Regions from separate parts of the Homo sapiens genome. Here all the other regions are linked to region 2. A link is an interaction called in ENCODE POLR2A ChIA-PET data of the cell type or tissue named here. Cell type or tissue: OCI-LY7. All regions are shown on one strand.

Region 1 (4,000 bases), 790 kb before region 2:
GGAAGCAAAACAATCCTCAAAGCTCACACAGGGCTGGAAAATGTTCATATTTCTACCATCTAGAGAAGAAAGACCTTGTAATGTATGGAGCATTGCTACAGTCCTCAGAAAAATAACACCTTACTAGTGGAGTGAAATTAGCCACAGAGCCTGGGCACGGTGGTTCATACCTATAATCCCAACACTTTGGGAGGCCAAGGCGGGTGGATTGCTTGAGCCCAGGAGTTCAAGACGAGCCTGGGCAACATGACCAAACCCTGTCTCTACTAAATATAAAAACTAGCTGGGCACAGTGGCACATGCCTACAGTCCCAGCTACTCGAGAGGCTGAGGTAGGAGGATTGCTTGAAGCCCAGGAAGTCAAAGCTGCAGTAAGCTATGATCGTGCCACCACACTCCAGCCTGGGCAACAGAGCAAGACCCTGTCTCAAACAAAATAAATAAATAAATAAATCGTATTTATTATATGAATATAAAAAATAAAAGAAAATTAGGCATGGTAGTGCATGCCTGCAGTCCCAGCACTTTGGGAGGCTAAGGCAGGAGGACTGTTCAAGGCCAAGAAGTTCAAGATCAGCTGGGCAATATAGCAAGACCTTGTCTCTACCAAAAAAAAAAAAAAAAAGTAAAAATTAGCCAGGAATACTTTTTATTGCACACCTGTAATCCCAGCTATTCAGGAGGCTGAGGCAGGAGGTTCGCTTGAGCCCAGGAGTCCAAGGTTGCAGTGAGCTATGATCACAACAGCCTCAGCAACAAAGTGAGACCCTGTCTCAAAAATAAAAATTAAAATTAAAAATATAAATAAATAAACAAAAACCACATAAAGGCATGTCATAAGCTAATGACTAAAAACTAGGGAGAAAAAAAAATTCTTAAAATCATCTGTGGGTAGGGAAGCACTAAAGGAGCCAGAAAAAAAAGACACATTTTATAAACAGAGGAACAAAGATAAAACTGACAGCACACTCTATGTTAAGTCAGAAGAAAATGCAGCCACATATTTAAAGTACTACAAGAAAAAAAGAACTCTATCAACCTAAGATTCTATAGCCAGTGAAAATAACTTTCACAAATGAAGGTGAGAAGAGGAGGTGAAACGAAGCCCTTCTGGGCTTCAAAGCTTACAATGCATCACTAGTAGCCTCCATTAATAGAAATGATAAAGTTTTTCAGATAGAAGGAATAATACCAGATGGAAACCTACACTGATGCAAATAATAAAAGTGACAGAAATAATGAATATATAAGAAAATAAAAAGGATTTATTTTCTCATTTTTAATCTCTTTCAAAGTTAAGCGAATACATTTTTTAAACACACAATCTACTGTGGAATTTATGACACACAGAATTAAAATGTGTAACAATAACAGCACAACAGAAAACAGAGGAGAAACACAGTGTACATATACTCCATATGAAGTGAAGTAATATTATTTGAAAGTATACAGTGATAAGTTATAGATATTGTACACTGAACAACCTCTAAAAAATACAACAGGTATATCATCATAAAGCCAATAGCAGAGATAAAATTGAATCATTTTTAAAAGTTTATATTGAGAGGCCAAGGCGGGTGGATCACTTGAAGCGAGGAGTTCGAGACCAGCCTGGCCAACATGGTGAAACCCCATCTCTACTAAAAATACAAAAATTAATGGGGCATGGTGGCAGGTGCATGTAATCCCAGCTACTCAGGAGGCTAAGGCATGAGAATCGCTTAAACGCAGGAGGCAGAGGTTGCAGTGAGCCGAGATCGCGCCACTACACTCCAGCCTGGGCGACAGAGCGAGACCTCAGTCTCCCAAAAAAAAAAAAAAAAAAAAAAAAAGTATATTACTCCCGAAAAATGCAAGAAAAGAGGGGGACAAGAACTATGAACAGATGGAAAACAAATAGAAAGATGACAGTTTAAAACTCAGCCATATGAATAATTACATTAAAAGTAAATGATCCAGCTGAGTACATTAGTGTGCACCTGTGGTCCCAGCTACTCAGGAGAGTGAGGTGGGAGGACTGCTTGAGCCCAAGTTTGGGGCTGCAATGCACTATGATCACATTTGTGAACGGCCACTGCATTCCAACCTGGACAACAGAGAGAGATCTCCATCTCCGAAGGGGAGGGGAGAGGAGGGGAGGGGAGGGGAGGGGAGAGGGAAAAGGAGAAGACGAAGGGGAAGGGGAAGAGCAAGCAGAAGGGAAAGTAAATGATCTAACATAACAATTAAAAGGCAAAAGCTGTCATTTCGCTTTTTGATTTTTAAGAGACAGGGTCTCACTCATTGCCCAGGCTGGAGTGTGGTGACGTGATCATAGCTCATTGTACCCTCAACCTCCTAGCTTCAAGCAACCCAGTCACCTTAGCCTTCTGAGTAACTGGAAACTGGTGCACCACCATGCCATGCCTGACTAATCTTTTTTTTTTTTTTTTTTTTTTTTTTTTTCCCAAAAACAGCGTTTCGCTCGTTGCCCAGGCCGTAGCGCAACGGCGCAATCTCGGCTCACTGCAACCTCTGCCTCCCAGGTTCAAGTGATTCTCCTGCCTAAGCCTCCCCAGTAGCTGGGATTACAGGCATGCACCACCACACCCAGCTAATTTTTGTATTTTTAGCAGAGACAGGGTTTTGCCATGTTGGCCAGGTTGGTCTCAGACCCCTGACCTCAAGTGATCTAACCACCTCGGCCTCCCAAAGTGCTGGGATTACAGGTGTGAGCCACCGCGCCCAGCCTGGCTAATCTTTCTTATTTTTTGTAGAAATGGGGACTCGCTATGTTGTCTAGGCTGGTCTCAAACACCTGGTATTAAGTAATCCTACTGGCTTGGCCTCCCGAAGTTCTGGGATTACAGGCATGAGATGACACGCCAGCCTTGTTATTTTTTAAAAAAGGAAAATGTAAATATATGCTAACAGACACAAAAATAAAGATGAGTTAAAGTAAAAAGGACGGGAAAATATATAACATCCAAACCCTAATCCAAAGAAAGCTGGAGTGGCTACAGTAATAGCTGAAAAAACAAACTTCAAAACAAAACAAAAAAAATTATGAGGGATAAAGAGGGACATTTCCTAATTCAAGAAGAAAACACAACAAGCCTAAGTATTTATGTACATAAAAAAAGCTTCAAAGTATGTGAAGAAAAAGTTGATAGAACAGAAAAAAGCAGACTCTGTAACTAGAGTTGGAAATCATACCACTCCTTTCTGAACAAGCAGACAAAAAAATCAGTAAGATTATTAAAAACTTAAACACAAAGAACTTGACTAGATAGATAGAATATATTTCTTTTTAAGGGCACATGGAACAGTCACAAAGATAGACCTTAATCCTAGGCCACAAAGCACGTTTCCACAAATTTTAAAAGACTAAAATCTAAGAGTATGTTTTCTGACTACAGGAGAATTAAGCCAATAACAGATATGCAGAAAATCCCCAAATATTAGGAATTTACATTTCTAAGTAGTTCATGGGTCAAAGAAGAAATCAAATGGAAATTAGAAAGTATTTTGAGTTGACTGCAAATAGCCCAGGGAGCTTTTTGGATTGATATAAATGTTCTATGATTATGGAGGTAGTTATACAAGTAAATATACTTCTCAAAATTTATGAATTCGTACACTTAAAAAATTGTTGAATTTTATTGTATGTAAACTATACCTCAATAAAGCTGACTAGATTTTTTTTTAAATAAAAATATTGAGGCCAGGTGTGGTGGCTCACACCTATAAGCCCAGCATTTTGGGAGGCCAAAGAAGACAGCTTAAGGTGAGGCATTCGAGACCAGCCTGGGCAACATAGCGAGATTCCATCTCTATTTTTTAAAAAAAAAGAAAAGAAAAAAGAAAAATGTTGCAGCAAAGTGGTAGGTATATGGGTTTCTGGCCTTCCTACTTTTTCCCTAAGATATAAAATTTATAAAGTTACAAAAGTTATAAAATTTCCCTAAGTTACAAAATTTTTTAAAATCCAGGATCAAAAACAAAGACAAATCAAAAAGAG
Region 2 (4,000 bases):
GCTGAGCATGGTGACACACGCTTGTAGTCCCAGCTACTCAGGAGGCTGAGCCTGAATCCACCTTGAGCCCAGGAAGGTCAAAACTGCAGTGAGGTATGACTGCACGCTGCACTCCAGCCTGGGCGACAGAGTGAGACTCTATCTCAAAAAAAGAAAAAAAAGTCTTGCATATGTAGTATTCAAAATTGTTATGCTCCCAAACCAGTACCTGGCAAGCAAAGTTTCATTGGTTTTCATTGTTTAGCATGACATCTCTGTCTCCCTTCCCTTTTCTTGTACTGTTTCCTCTTGTTGGATATTGATGATTGAGCTGAAATGACTGGTGCAGTACATCTCTGACTCTGCTCTCTCCAGATGTGGAGCTGTTGAATTGCAGACTCTGCATTGAGCACCATCAAGAGAGGAGTATCATGCCATAACCCACTTACAGCTTGGAGTTTGCAGTCTTGGCCTCCAAGCTCACTGGCAGACACAGATTCCCATAAAAACCAAGCATGTGGAAAGGCAAAAGGAAAGGAAAGACTTAATTTTCATATATGATTTTATATATATTTAAAATATTAAATATGTTCTTTTAAGTATTTCCCCATATTTCCATCACATCTACTAATTGGCTTACTTGGATTTATACTAATACATTTGTACTAATAATTCTTGGTCTTTGGATCACTGTTTATATATGGATTGGTTTAATAGCTAACAGTAAACCCCAGGATAATAGTGGCTTTCATGAAATAGAAACTTATTTTTTATTTCGCATAATGGAAGTCTGGGTATAGGTAATGCAGGACTGGTATGATAGCTTCTCAGTCCTCAGTGACCCAGGATCCTTCCAGTTTAACTTTTTGCCAACCCTAGAGTGATCCATATCTTCATAATTCAATATAGCTGCTAGAGCTCCAGCCATTCTGGCTGAATTCCAGAAAGGGAAGGACGAAGGAAGAAGTAAGGAGATACATCAGCTGTCTTTTAACTTTTCCTGGAAGCTGCCATATACACTTGTACTTACATCTCATTGAATGTAGTGGTTTTTTTTTTTTTTTTTTGAGACAGAGTCTCACTCTGTTACCCAGGCTGGAGTGGAATGGCGAGATCTTGGCTCACTGCAACCTCGCCTCCCCTGTTCAAGTGATTCTCCTGCCTCAGCCTCCTATGTAGCTGGGATTACAGGCACCCACCACCATCCATCCCTGGCTAATTTTTGTATTTTTAATAAAGACAGGGTTTCACCATGTTGGCCAGGCTTGTCTCGAACTCCTGACCTCAAGTGATCTGCCTGCCTCGGCCTCCCAAAGTGCTGGAATTACAGGCGTGAGCCACCGCACCCAGCCTGAAAATGTAGTCTTTGTTTTGAATGACCTTGTACCCAGCCGAAAATCATGGATCTGTTAAGGAAGAAAGGGAGAACGGATATTATGGTGGGCAACAAGCAGCTGTTGCAAATCTGTTTCTTGCAGATTGTTGTTAAACGATATTATGGCTGATGTGAATGCAATGCAGATTTCTTTTTGGAGTGATTAAGTGCAGTTCTTATCATGGATCTCAGGGAGCCAGTGAAAGGGATATGGAGAAGAAGCTCAGCCAGATGTCAGCCAGGCTTGACAAAATAGAAGAGGGTCAAAAGAAGACTTTTGATGGTCAGAGAACAAGGCAAGAAGAGGAGAAGATGCACGGGCGAATCACCAAGCTGGAGTTACAGATGAACCAGAACATCAAGGAAATGAAAGCAGAAGTTAATGCTGGTAGGCCAAAACCAGAACAGCTCACGTGCTTTATTTTCTGTTTGTTCTAAAACCTATTAATTAGTATCCCCTGCAACTACCTATGAACCTGGCTAATGGTAATAACCGTGAAATATCCTTAGTTGATTTTCTGAGTAGCTGTGCTGTATTTTCTAAGTAGCTACAATGCTGTTTGAATTTCAGCTATATAAAGAGCCACCGTGAGAGACAGGCAAACAGAACTGAAATTGCTTAGCCTGCAACTGAGGTACATTTTCTTCAGCACCATCGGCCAATTCTTTTCTGTTCATAGCCAAGGTTAACATGTCTCAGAAGGAAGCACATATCTTTGAGGGGGTTTTGAGGGCTTATTTTATAGTGCTAGCAGTACAGTACCACCCTGGCAAAGAATGATTTTCCTCTACTGGCAGGTCAGCAGGGCGCATTAATTCACACTTGCTTAGAGGAGAACATTAGCACTGATTTCAAGTTCTGAGTGCTGTCATATATGGGAGGGATTAGATTTACGCTCTGAACTCAGGAATACAGAACTGTGACCACTAAGTGGAAGGTACCCGAAGACAGATTTTAACTCAATATGAGGCAGAAGTACCTTGAAGTTAATGAGTCCTAAAAGACTGATGGCTTTCGGAGCTTGAGAGCTCTTTGTTACAGAAAATATTCAAGTAGAGGCTGGTTGATTGTGGTCAGGAAGAAGACGTTCCTGTAGTGTGAGAAGTGGAACTAAATTCTCTCCTAGCTTCTTCCAGTTGTATGATTCCATGAATTTTCTTCTATGAAATTGTTCTGTTTTGGCCACATGGAAATAAAAGTGCTAGTTATCCCTAGAATAATTTTGTTATTACCACCAAATGTTTATTATTTTATTTATAGGAGCTACAATTAAATATATGAATTGGAGAACTTGTAAAGATAAAAATGAATTTTCTTTCTTAGTCTTTGGACTATTAAAATATGGTATTTGAATATTTCATCAATGTTTAACCTCGCATCATTCCCTGAAGGAATGTATTGTTATTTAACATACCATTGAGGATGTTAATATTTAGCACCTAATATGAAAAGCATCTGAGCCTTTTAAAAAATAAAGCCATTTTCTTTATTACAAAGACAATATATTTCTTCTTTCTTCCTTTTTTTTTTTTGTTTTGGAGACAGAATCTTGCTCTGTTGCCAGCCTGGAGTGCAGTGGCGTGATCTTGGCTCACTGCAACCTCTGCCTTCAGGGTACAAGCGATTCTCCTGCCTCAGCCTCCTGAGTAGCTGGGATTACAGGCGCCTGACATCACGGCCGGCTAATTTTTTTTTTTTTTTTTTAATAGAAACAAGGTTTCACCATGTTGGCCAGGCTAGTCTTGAACCCCCAACCTCAAATGATCCTCCCGCCTCGGCCTGCTGAAGTGCTGGGATTACAGGCAAGAGCCACCAGGCCTAGCCTCATGATGCCTTTTTACCCCTTTATTATTTCCATTTTTTTGGAAATTAAAAAAAATGACAGAATGAGACAGAGGCTCACTCTGTTGCCTAGGCCGGGGTGAAGTGGTGTGATCGTAGCTCACTACAGCCTCCTGGGCTCAGGTGAGCCCCCTGCCTCGACCTCCTGAGCAGCTAGGACTATGGGCATGTGCCACCATGCCCAGCTCATTTTTTTATTTAAAAAATTTTTTTAGAGATGGGTCCTCAGTATGTTGCCCAGACTGGTCTGGAACTCCTGGCCTCAAGCAGTCCTCTTGCCTTGACCTGCCAAAGCTCTGGAATTACAGGTGTGAGCCGCTGCCTGGTTGCCCTTTTATTATTTCAGTGTATATATCCTAAGAACAAGGATATTCTCTTATAAATAACTTTAATACAATGTATCATCAATGAAATATTTTTTAATATTCAATTTTCAACGTGCCATTATTTCCTTTATAGCAACCCTTTTCCAGTCTAGTGTCTTTTTTTTTCTAATTACATGTTTTTTAAATAAAAAAAATTGTTGTGTATATTTAAGGTATACAACAAGATGTTTATATTTTGATATATATATACATAGTGAAATAGTTACTGTATTCAAGCAGGTTAACATATGTATCATCTCACAGGTATTTGTGTGTGTGTGTCTGTGTGTGTGTGTGTGTGTGTGTGTGTGTGTGTGGCAAGAACACCTGAAAATGTACTCTTTTAGCAAAAATCCCAAATACAATACAATATTATTGACTGCAGTCCTCATGCTATACATTAGACATCTGGTCTTGTTCATTCTCCATATCAGCAAT
Region 3 (4,000 bases), 280 kb before region 2:
CGTCCGTCCATATGTATTCATCAACAATCGGTGATGTTCAACAGAATTTTGTGGCATGTGGCGGGCATATTAGGGAAAAGAGAAAGAGCAAACTGAGGTAAAAGAGTAGCCCATCGGCCGGGCGCGGTGGCTCACGCCTGTAATCCCAGCACTTTGGGAAGCCAAGGCGGGCGGATCATGAGGTCAACAGATCAAGACCATCCTGGCCAGCATGGTGAAACCCCATCTCTACTAAAAATACAAAAATTAGCTGGGCATAGTGGTGCACGCCTGTAGTCCCAGCTACTCGGGAGGCTGAGGCAGGAGAATCGCTTGAACCCAGAAGACAGAGGTTGCAGTGAGCTGAGATCGCACCACTGCACTCCAGCCTGGCGACAGAGCGAGACTCCGTCTAAAAAAAAAAAAAAAAAAAAAAAAGGCAGCAAAACAGCATCCTGGATTCTTGTCTCCATGTCAACCCTCTCAGGATCCAGTACAATCACAGGAATAGAGAAAAGCAAGTGGACTGAACCACATGAACCTAGGTTCTATAGCTGCCCTTACTGTCCAATAGGGAAGCCATAAGCTACCCCAACTGAGGTGTAACTGTAGAATACACACTGTATTTCAAAGACTTAGTACCAAAAAAAAAAAATCTCATTAATTTTGTTATATTAATTATATAATAAAATCTTTTTTTACATATTGGGTTAAATAATACTGTTTTAAAAAGTAATTTCCTTTTTCTCTTTTTACTTCTTTTAACATGGCTACTAGAAAATTTAGAATTACACATATGGCTTGCTTCATCTTTCTACTGCACAGAGCTGCTCTCCATCTTCCTTTCATTCAGAGAAAGAGGCCACTTTAAGGACCCTTCACTCTGCAACCTTAGTTTGCTCTTTCTCTTTTCCCTGATATGCTCACCACATGCCACAAAATTCTGTTGGACATCACTGATCACTGATGGATGGATGGATGGATGGATGGATGGATGGGTGCATGGATGGATGGGTGCATGGATGGATGGATGCACGGATGGATGGATGGATGGATCCATAAATATTCTCAGTTTTAAAGTCTGTAATTAAAGAAGGGAAGAGATAGAGAAGATTCTGTCCTTTGTTCTCTCCCTGACAGAAGCTGTCGTTAAATGGTATAGGCACGTCTGGCCCGCAAACAAAAGATAGAAAGAGTTGATCCACAAACTCAAAGGAGGAATGTTTGGCTCTACCTTAAGCTTTCTGATCTACCAGTACATGATAGAACACTATTTAATTAATAGAAAGGGGCCAGACATGGTGGCTCATGCCTGTAATCCCAGCTCTTTGGGAGGCCCAGGTGGGTGGATCGCTTCAGCTCAGGAGTTTGAGACCAGCCTGGGCAATGTGGTGAAACCCTGTCCCTACCAAAAACAAACAAAAATTAGCCAGGCATGGTGGCACACACCTGTGGTCCCAGCTACTTGGGAGGTTGAGGTGGAAGGGAATGCATAAGCCCAGGAGCAGGAGGCTACAGTGAGCTGAGATCATGCCACTGCACTTCAGCCTGGGTGACAGAGTGAGACCCCATCTCAAAAAAAAAAAAAAAAAAAAGGGAACCACAATAAAGAGAATTTTATGTGTCTTTTGAAAGTCTACAGCTGACCATGGCAATAACATTACATAATTCTGATTTAAAAAACTAATCTTTGGAAGGAATTCTGTCACCAGCGGTGCATACTGGTGATGAGCGCCAAGCTTGGGCTGCCCCTTATGGACCTTAGCTCGCCATCACCCTCATCCATGGCTCTGGGGAGCAGGCTTTACTCATTCCTGCCAATGCTGATTTTAATTTTCACCTCTTGAGTATCCTCATTCTCTGGATCTTTTCTCTTTCCCAACACTCCTTTACACTCTTTAATCTCTCTTTTTTCCTTCTCTTAAATCCTTTCTCTGTCTACGTCCTTTAAAATTTTTATAAGTTTCTTGAATTGGCAAGTGGTTCACATAGCTCAAACCATGCAAGTTTCTAAAGGGTATACAGGAAGGGTAGGCCCTTCTCCCAACCTCCCAGCTCCCCTCCCTCAAGACAACCATTGTTGACAGTTTCTTGTGTATACTTCGAGGGATATGTGATAACATACCCAAACAAATACAAATGTGCACTCTCTTTTGATCCCTCAAATGGCAGCATATATTACAAACAATGTTCTGAACCTTGTCTTTTGTAATTAATGATACATCTTGGAGACCATTCTCTATCAGTACAATCGGTACATGAAGCCTCATTTTTATTGCTGTATAATATTCTATTATATAAAGAACCACAAATTATTTCACCAGTTGCCTAGTGATGAACACTTAAGTTGTTTCCAGTCTTTTGCATTACCAAAATTGACAGAAATAACTTTATACATGTATTATTTTGTATACATTTCAGCATATCTAAAGAATAAATTCTTTTCAGCAGAACTGCTGAGTCGAATGGCATACATGTGTAAGTTTAACAGATTTTGCTGAAATGTTCTTCATTAAAATGTACTAGTTCATCTCCTACCAGCAATGTATGAGAACAACTGTGTCCCTACTTCCTACCAATCAAGCGTTTAAAACATGGTAAGATTCTGGCCAATCTGATAGGCAAAAAATAGTTTTCTAATGCAGTTTTAATTTGCATTTTTCTTCTTATCATGATGGTGAACATACTTTCATGTTTTGTGAGTAATTTATATTTCCTTTTCTATGAGTTGTCTTTCATGTCCTTTGTTTATTTTCCTTTTGGGCTGCTGATCTTTTTATTGATTTGTAGGAGTTCATTATATATTAGGCACATCTACCTTAAAATATGCTATTCCTTAATCCCAGCACTTTGGGAGGCCGAGGAGGGCAGATCACCTGAGGTCAGGAGTTCGAGACCAGACTGGCCAACATAGTGAAACCCCCGTCTCTACTAAAAATACAAAAATTAGCTGGGCATGGTGGGGCACACCTGTAATCCCAGCTACTCAGGAGGCTGAGGCAGGAGAATCTCTTGAACCCGGGAGGCAGAGGTTGTGGTGAGCCGAGATCGCGCCACTGCACTACTCCAGCCTGGGCAACAGAGCAAGACTCTGTCTCAAAAAAGAAAAAAAAAAAATATATACACACACACACACACACACACACACACACACACACACACACACACACACAAACACACATACATATGCTATTCCTTTCCATTCCAGATTTCAAGTTTCACAGTTATAGAAGAACCAGTGTCTTTTCTGTGGAAGAAAAATTCTTTTCTAACAGCAAATGGAGCCTCTTACATTTCCCATAACATAAGGTATCATAATGGGCCACTGCCCACTCACCTGGACTTTGGTCCCTCCTCCAGACACTCTGGAGATGTAGCTCATGATATATTTGGCAGCCACTGTTTTTCCAGCACCACTTTCACCACTAAAGAAAGACAGACAAAGAATCCACCTGAGAAGTGGATTGCGACCAGCTCCCTTCCTTGTCTCCCCCATCACACAAAACAAACAAACAAACAAAAAAACAAAAAAAACAGGCAGAAAAGAATTTTTTTTTTTAAGTACAATACCAGTAGAGAAAGGCAAGTTACAGCAGGATTAGGTCGCCCATGTGACCCGTGTGAGCCGGATTAACATGGTGTGGATAATTACCACTGTGCACACCACTGACCATTAAGCATTTTACATGCCCAATAATGGGGGATATGATTAGGAAAATTATGGAGTATCACAAGGGTGGAATTCTACATAAATTACAACTGACATGAAGACTGTAAACACAGGAAACAAGCAAATGAAATCATGTTAAGTGAAATAAGTCATTCAAGTTATATACAAAACATGATTACAATTTTTTTTTCTTAAAAAAAAGACTGGAACTACCACAAAATATTAACAAAGGCTTTGGTCAAGCCAGAGACTAGAGAAACTTGTTTTAATTCATTAGTTTTCAAACATTTTATAATGCATATGCTATTTTTGTAATTTAAAAAAAGAAAAGAAAAAGTGGGCACTCTGAGG
Region 4 (4,000 bases), 330 kb before region 2:
CCTGCTTTAGCCTCCCAAAGTTCTGGGATTATAGGCATGAGCCACTGTACTCGGCGTGTTTCTTCCTTTCCTTTCCCTTCACTTTCCCTTCCCTTTTCTTTCTTTCTTTCCCTTTCCCTTTCCTTTCTTTCTTTCGAGACAGAGTCTCGCTTTGTCATCCAGGCTGGAGTGGAGTGGCAAACTTTCTTTCCTTTCTTTTTCTTTTCTTTCTTTCTTTCTTGAGTCAGAGTCTCACTTTGTCATCCAGGCTGGAGTGCAGTGGCAAACTTTCTTTCTTTTCTTTCTTTCTTGAGACAGAGTCTTGCTTTGTCATCTAGGCTGGAGTGCAGTGGCAAAATCTCGGCTCTCTGCAAACTCCGCCTTGTGGGTTCAAGAGATTCTCCTGCCTCAGCATCTCGAATAGCTGGAATTACAGGCATGTGCCACCATGCCTGGGTAATTTTTTGTCTTTTTTCGTAGAGACGGGGTTTCGCCATGTTGGCCAGGCTGGTCTCGAACTCCTGGCCTCAGGTGATCCACCACGCCTGGCCCATCCTGGTTTCTTAACAGTAAAAATCTAGCAATGTCTTTTGAAAAAATGGATGTAAAGAACTATTAGGTTAATATTCTCACACATGAGGATTTTCATACCAGAAGATGCCCCATGCCCCACACCTTGGGGATGCTGATTTAGTAGGCCTGCACCTTGGGGAGGCTATTTTAGTACACCTGCTGGGTCTAAGGTGGAGCACGGACATGTGCCTTGTGAAAACCCACCACTTGCTGGAAAACACAGTGCTCTGGATGCCGACAGATCCTGAAAACTTGCTTCAGATCATCCACTCTGGGAAGATAAATTGGGCCTGGGCTGCGTGCTGCGCGAGCTGGCTGAACCAGACACTTGGAAACATGGTATTTGAGGCAAATTAGACATAAAAAGTAAGGTCTCTCTCTTTCGAAGATGGAATGTCAGGATTGTGCTGCAGTAGGGAGGTAACTCCTCACACTCCCTGTTTGGTACATTTGGGGATATCTGTGCTGATAACGGGGCTAATGCGCTCAGCAAAATGGGCCTTTCAGGAGCTGCTGAGCTGAAAAGACAATCAGAAGCATCCTCATTCCGATGTCACGCAGGTTCCCAACAGCTGTCTTCCCAGTAAGGCTCTCACAAAAACCACCATTTCCAATTAAGTCTCATACTTGCGGATGTCTACTGTGGGCCAGTCACACACAGTGCCTATTGCAACATGCTAGGGTCACCAAAAAAGGACAATGCTATGATTCCTGCTGGAGCCCACACAGGCAGCACAGTGGTTAGGAGCCAGGTTCTGGTGCTGCATTCCTGCTGCGCCACTGGCCCTGCCACGATGCAACTTCTCTGTGCCTCTCAGTTTCCTCTTCTGTAAAAACAGGAATGGTGGCATAAATTCTTTATTTCTAGACGAGTACTTTCTATGGAAAGCACTTAGTTCGTAGCACGAGCATGTAAAGCTGTTATTATCGTCATCCATTCCCAGCTACAATATGTAAACCAGGATAGGAGAATAGAGAAGGAAGTGGATTTTTCACAGCACAGGGATTCTCAGGAGCACTGTGATGTGCCTGGGCCTGGAGGGGCGAGTTGAATCCATGAGGTATACAGGACAAGGCAGAGGGCTGTGAAAGCAAAGGTACAAGAATAGGAAAGGCCAGTGGCAGGGTGCTGTGGGACAGGAGGAGGGGGACAGATGAAGCTCGAAGTGGGGGTGCAACCTTGGCTGATGGGAAGGATGTCACAATGGGAGTGGTGTTTAAGAGTCTCCAGTTTGATGGGTCTTACAGAGCCAAGAGCCAGAAATGTTGATTCCTCTAAGATTATTAACTTTCAGAAAGCCTCTGTGTGCAAAGAGTTAAGCCGGGCATAGTGGCTCACGCTTGTAATCCCAGCACTTTGGGAGGCCGAGGCGGGCAAATCATGAGGTCAGGAGTTCGAGACCAGCCTGGCCAACACAGTGAAACCCCGTCTGTACTAAATATCCACCTTTGCCCATATAAGTCAGACAGACAGAGACAGAGAGAGAGAGAGAGAGAGAGAGAGAGAGAGAGAGAAAGAAATGTCATGTCAATTAAAAAGGTAATTAAATTGAAAAATAATTAATTTTCCTTTCTCTCACCCTCCAAATCTAAAACTCGCCACTGGCCTTTTCTCTAGTGAGAAAAATGCATGAAAAATGCATTTAAAGGTTCTGCTCATTTTAAAGTACTTTTCATAAACACTGGCTTCACGCCAAGCTTTCGAGGCAGGGAATGCATCACCCATTAATTCAAGCAGAAACGTTCCTCTCCCATGAATCACATAGGAAGGAATATTCCTCATGTTAAAACATTGTTTCATTCATTATAACTTCCACCATCAGGAAATTTTCTGGTAGAAATGAGTCTAGCAAGTCCTGTAATGTTTAAAATTTGGGGGTCATCAAAGCGACACAAGTTGATTTTTGCATATTCCTGGAGCACTGTCACCTCCTCAGTAGTCGTTGATCAGACAATGCCCAGTTGTTCCCTAGGCTATGCCAACTCCATCTTGCAGAGGGAGTCTTTTTCCAAGACTGTCCCTGGCCGTTTACTCAAATTGATCAGGGCTAGAGAACTCTGCAAGGCAGCAATTCAGAATGCAGGGCAAGCAACCTTGCCAGAAGCCAAACAAAAACGCATTTGCAACAGGAAAAGAAAAACCCTACACCTCATAAACTTGTGGAATGAGTAACCCTCTTTACCAGGAGCTTCAACTGGGTGTGTAATCCCAGCCAGTGAAGCACACTGCCCTTTCACGGACCCTAACACTCCTGACTCATGGATGGAGTGAAACCATTTGTTACACAATAAACCCAAACCAGGATTAAGGGTGGAATCCCAGAAAGCGGTCTTACTGGAATTATAAATCAACGCTCGACCAACTAATACCTTGAACTTCTTAAAACCAGTTTATTTGAATGCATGTCATAAAATTCTTTGCTGCAATTCAAAGGGGAATCATTTAAAAAAAAAAAAAAGAAAAGAGAAAATACCATCCTCATCCTATGAGGATTTACTGAATAAAATGTACCACTCATTTAATTTCTCCATTTTCTGATATTCCAATGAATTATGTTGGATTTTTACAAGGAAGTAGCATCAGGGTTGGTGAACTTCCAAGCAGCTATTGCAAAATTTCTATTTTAGAGGGGCTTTCAGTAGAACTATCTACGTGGGGTAGAGGAGGGTGTGCTAGGGGGCATTGATCAGACAATGCCCAGTTGTTCCCTAGGCTATGCCAACTCCGTCTTGCAGAGGGAGTCTTTTTCCAAGACTGTCAAAATGCATTTGTAGGGCAAGTGAGATGTTTTCATTTAAGAGTATTTGCTGGGAAGAGCAGGTGGATAGAGTTTGAAATGGGGGAAGGTGGGCTAAGGCCCCCTTTGGCAATACCTCTGCTTCCAAGACTCTCATGGTTTATTTCTAAGGTTGACTAAAGATTTGGTTGGAGTAATCATATTGGGATATTGATTTAATATCACTGTTCTGTTGTGTGTGTGTACATGTGGATGTATGTGTGGGTGGGTGTACAAGTGTGGGTATGTGTGAGAGGTGAGTGTAAAAGTGACAGAGACAGAGGCAGACTGACAGCCACTGTCTGGAAGCCTTCATTCTGTCAGACTGAAGGAGATCCTATTCTAGATGGACCCTCTTAAGAGGAAGGAACTGAGGGCTAAGGAGATGAAGAGTCTCGCTCTAACAACTTAGTGATAGGTCAGCACCGGGACACAGTCTAGTTCTTTGCTCTAGATCAGTGATTCTCAAAGTGCAGTGCCTGGGCCATCATCACCAGCACCACCTGCAAGATTTTTAAGATGCACATTCATGGGCCCCACCTGAGACCCACTGCATCAGAAACTCGGGATGGAGCCCAGCAATCTCAGCTTTAACAAGGCCTCCTGGGGATCCTGAGGCAGGCTCAAGTATGGGAACCAATGTAAGAGAGCAAAACAAGATGTTTTCTGTA
Region 5 (4,000 bases), 140 kb before region 2:
ACTTCAGCCACTGAGCCCAGCCAGATATTTATTCTTATTCAAGACCATAGTAGCAGTGAAGTGGAAGCAACTTTTAAAATTGTAAAACTCATTCTAGACACATGATGGAGCTAGTCAGATAAGGCTTTGTAAATACCTTGGCATGATTAATTGCATTTTTTCTGGGGCTGAATGAAAAGGAACAAATAAAAAAATCAAAATGAATACAAAGTAAAATTTTCTGTATAAATCTATCAGTGAACTAAATCATTGTTTATGCATTTTGGAAAGCAGCAAGAAAATAATATCGAGCAATAAAACTAGTTTCCCTGTCAATACCATAAAAAATCATTCAGAATGCACTCACAACACTAAAGTTAATTAATGTGGGGCTGGTGCGGTGGCTCACGCCTGTAATCCCACCACTTTGGGAGGCTGAGGCAGGTAGATCACCTGAAGTCAGGAGTTGGAGAGCAGCCTGGCCAAACATGGTGAAACCCTGTCTCTACTAAAAATACAAAAAAAAATTAGCTGGCTGTGGTGGCAGGCACCTGTAATCCCAGCTACTCGATAGGCTGAGGCAGGAGAATCTCTTGAACCCCGGAGGCGGAGATTGCAGTGAGCCGAGATCAGGCCAGTGCGGGCCAGCCTGGGCAAAAAGAGTGAGATTCCGTCTCAAAAAAAAAAAAAAAGAAAAGAAAAGAAAATTTGGCTGGGCACAGTGGCTCACACCTGTAATCCCAGGACTTTGGGAGGCCAAGGCAGGTGGATCACCCGAGGTCAGGAGTTTGAGACCAGCCTGACCAATATGGTGAAACCCCGTCTCTACTAAAAATACAAAAGTTAGCCAGGCATGGTGTCCTGCACCTGTAGTCCCAACTGTAGTAGAGGCTGAGACAGGAGAATTGTTTGAACCCGGGAGGCGGAGGTTGCAGTGAGCCAAGATCCTGCCACCGCACTCCAGCCTGGGTGGCAGAGCGAGACTCCATCTCCAAAAAAAAAAGAAAATTTGTCAATGGGAAAATTAGAAACCTTTAACAAGACACTAATGAAAGAGAGACTTGTATCATATCAGTGTGAAATGTCCTCTACAATCACTATTTTTATCATAACATACATCATGTATTAGGTTCACTAGCTATTAGCTACTGAGCTAAGTGCTTAATGTGCAATATCTTATGTAATCTTCCATACGACCCTGTTAGCTCCATTTGCAGTTAAGAAACTAAGTTGAGAAGACTTAAAGTAATTTGACCAAGCTATTACTCAGCTATCCTGCATCAAATACATACATTTGTCTGGCTCTGAAGCCTACACTATTACCCTTTAAGCAGTGATTGCGTAATAGAAATGTCCATCAGAAGAAATTGTCCCTAATGCAGGCCCAAAATGAATAGGAACACACTTATTAAAACCCCGTGAGCCTTTCCAAACCAGAGCTCCCAGAAAAATTGTTGCTTTTTAATGGAATATAAAAATTACATTTACACAGTAAGTTTAACTCTAAACACTTTTTCCCCCAGTATGTTGATATTGGTTTATAAAAAGGATGTTGAAGAGAATTTCACCAGTTGTATAATGTAACATGATGCTACTTCTGATTAAGATAAATTAAGGCCAGGCACGGTGGCTCACACCTGTAATCTCAGCACTTTGGGAGGTCGAGGCAGGTGGATCACCTGAGGTCAGGAATTCGAGACCAGCCTGGCCAGCATGGTGAAACCCCATCTCTACCAAAAATACAAAAAAGTAACCGGGCGTGGTGGCAGGTGCCTGTAATCCCAGCTACTCAGGAGGCTGGGGCAGAAGACTCACTTGAACCCAGGAGGCAGAGGTTGCAGTGAACCGAGACAGTGCCATTGCACTCCAGCCTGGGTGACGGAGGGAGACTCTGTCTCAAAAAAAAATAAAATAAAATAAAATTATTTTGCCTTAAGAATTATTTTACTGAAGTAAAGGAATAGAAATGATTTAAATATATGCTTAAATTAGCAGCTTATTAAAAGCATGTTTGTGTAGATTTATTATTATATTTTCTCTGATTTAAATCAATATTTTCTTTTCTTCCAGTTTCAATTTGATTTTTACATTCAGAAGATAAACCTTGATCTTTCTCCAAATCTAAAAAATTTGGAGTTGAAACAATGATTAATACTAGTTATGGTGGTCCATGATCTAGCAAGGAATGAGGAAGTCCATGGAAATGAGCTTTGCAGATAACTAAATCTCTTGTCCATACCTTGATGTTCTTTATTTTCCCCACTCACTGTCAATGTTTACTTTCCTGTTGGATCCTGTGTATTCTTATAAGTCATCTGAGCTCTTTGCTACAACAAGGCAAGGCATGGATCAATAAATATGTGCATTTCAAAAAGTAAAAAATAACAAATCTCTGCATGAACCTTGCCTTTTTTCCTTTTTTCTTTCTTTTCTTTCTTTTTTTTTTTTTGTTTTTGTTTTTTTGTTTGTTTGTTTGACAGCACCACACTGTGTCTCCCAGGCTGGAGTGCAGAGGCACAAACAGGTATCACTGTGCCAGGCTCAAGGGATCCTCCCGTCTCAGCCTCCCAAGTAGCTGGGACCATAGGTACACACTACCTATAGCTCGGCTAATTTTTTTATTTTTTGTAGAGACAGAGTCTCACCATGTTACCCAGGCTGGTCTCGAACTCCGGGCTAAAGCAGTCCTCCAGCCTCAGCCTCCCAAAGTGCTGGGATTAAAGGCATAAACCACTACACCCAGCCAAATCTTGTCATTTTTAGATACCAAGACTTTTTTTTTTAACTTTAAGAAAAGTTTTTTCTGAATGAAACTACACATTTCATGGACTTCTGAAAATACATTGAATGTCAGGCAGCTTTTGCTTTAAGACTCAAGGTCATTACCATAAATATTGATTATTGCACAGGATTGCACGAACCAAGGTCCTGGGGGACTGTCAGATGAAATGACTGTTTGCCACTATCTTTCATGGTCTTGGACTGCTGTACTTATATGGTTCTCCTGTGTTTTTTTTTTTGGTGTGTGTGTGTTTATATCCTCCACTGGCAGAGACTTATTTATTTATTCATTTATTTATTTATTCATTCATTCATTCATTTATTTTGAGATGACATCTTGCTTTGTTGCCCAGACTGGAGTATGATGGCATGATGACAGCTCACTGCTGCCTTAAACTCCCGGCCTCAAGCTGTCCTCCTGCCTCAGCCTCCCAAATTGCTGGAATTACAGGTGAGTGACCACATCTGGCCAAGAGAGACTTTTTTCTGCCGTTATGTGTTGCTCCAATTTAGTCTCTTTTACTAACAAGGATCAGAAGAGCACATGGGTTACTTTAAAGAAAATAATGTTGTTTTTTTTTTTGAGGCGGAGTCTCACTCGGTTGCCCAAACTGGAGTGCAGTGTTGTGATGTCGGTTCACTACAACCTCCGCCTCCCAGGTTCAAGCGATTCTCCTGCCTCAGCCTCCCAAGTAGCTGGGATTACAGGTGCACGTCACCACACCTGGCTAATTTTTGTATTTTTAGTAGAGACAGGGTTTCATCATGTTGGCCAGGCTGGTCTCTAACTCCTGATCTCCAGTGATCCAGCCGCTGCACCCTCACAAAGTGCTGGGATTATAGGCGTGAGCTACCATGCCTGGCCTTTGCTTTATTTTTTTGCTTTTGTTTTTGTTTTTGTTTGAGATAGAGTCTCACTCTGTCACCCAAGCTGGAGTGCACTGGCACGACCTTGGCTCACTGCAACCTCTGCCTCCCAGGTTCAAACGATTCTCATGCCTCAGCCTCCCGAGTAGCTGGGACCATAGGCACGTGCCACCACACCTATCTAATTTTTGAATTTTTAGTAGAGATGGGGTTTTGCCATGTTGGCCAGGCTGGTCTCGAACTCCTGGCCTCAAGTGATCCAAGTGCCTCAGCCTCCCAAAGTGCTGGGATTATAGGCGTGAGCCACTTCACTAGGCCAGAAAGAAATTTTTTTTTAAAGTATACATGCCCAGGAGCCCAGGAAAAACAAGAC

The links. Peaks named below come from ENCODE experiments on the same cell type or tissue, not always from the same donor. Only the 100,000 strongest peaks of a DNase experiment are listed, where the experiment ranks them.
Region 1: POLR2A ChIA-PET joins it to region 2 with 7 read pairs; 1 of 35 experiments calls an interaction of 5 or more read pairs at or near these places.
Region 3: POLR2A ChIA-PET joins it to region 2 with 5 read pairs; 6 of 35 experiments call an interaction of 5 or more read pairs at or near these places.
Region 4: POLR2A ChIA-PET joins it to region 2 with 6 read pairs; 2 of 35 experiments call an interaction of 5 or more read pairs at or near these places.
Region 5: POLR2A ChIA-PET joins it to region 2 with 14 read pairs; 3 of 35 experiments call an interaction of 5 or more read pairs at or near these places.

Annotation. Positions count from the first base shown.
Region 1 is chr15:58,724,761-58,728,760 of GRCh38, forward strand. All of the region lies in intron 1 of ADAM10 (ADAM metallopeptidase domain 10), which reads right to left. Among named protein-coding and RNA genes, the nearest start is that of ADAM10, 23 kb to the right of the region's middle. In OCI-LY7, no CTCF peak of the experiment used is centred here; DNase peaks (open chromatin) are centred at 1,691 and 2,001; H3K4me3 peaks cover 972 bases; H3K27ac peaks cover 2,031 bases.
Region 2 is chr15:59,515,099-59,519,098 of GRCh38, forward strand. FAM81A (family with sequence similarity 81 member A) reads left to right here. Exons shown (of 9, transcript NM_152450.3): 8 at 1,547-1,742. Among named protein-coding and RNA genes, the nearest start is that of FAM81A, 79 kb to the left of the region's middle. RefSeq lists an enhancer at 161-230. In OCI-LY7, no CTCF peak of the experiment used is centred here; a DNase peak (open chromatin) is centred at 1,713; H3K4me3 peaks cover 979 bases; H3K27ac peaks cover 1,644 bases.
Region 3 is chr15:59,233,269-59,237,268 of GRCh38, forward strand. It overlaps MYO1E (myosin IE), which reads right to left. Exons shown (of 28, transcript NM_004998.4): 5 at 3,317-3,404. Among named protein-coding and RNA genes, the nearest start is that of LDHAL6B, 28 kb to the left of the region's middle. In OCI-LY7, no CTCF peak of the experiment used is centred here; no DNase peak of the experiment used is centred here.
Region 4 is chr15:59,189,303-59,193,302 of GRCh38, forward strand. The region is part of intron 17 of MYO1E (myosin IE); the gene reads right to left. Among named protein-coding and RNA genes, the nearest start is that of LDHAL6B, 16 kb to the right of the region's middle. In OCI-LY7, no CTCF peak of the experiment used is centred here; no DNase peak of the experiment used is centred here.
Region 5 is chr15:59,376,819-59,380,818 of GRCh38, forward strand. No RefSeq gene overlaps it. Among named protein-coding and RNA genes, the nearest start is that of MYO1E, 5.9 kb to the left of the region's middle. RefSeq lists an enhancer at 3,246-3,747. In OCI-LY7, a CTCF peak has its summit at 113; a DNase peak (open chromatin) is centred at 103.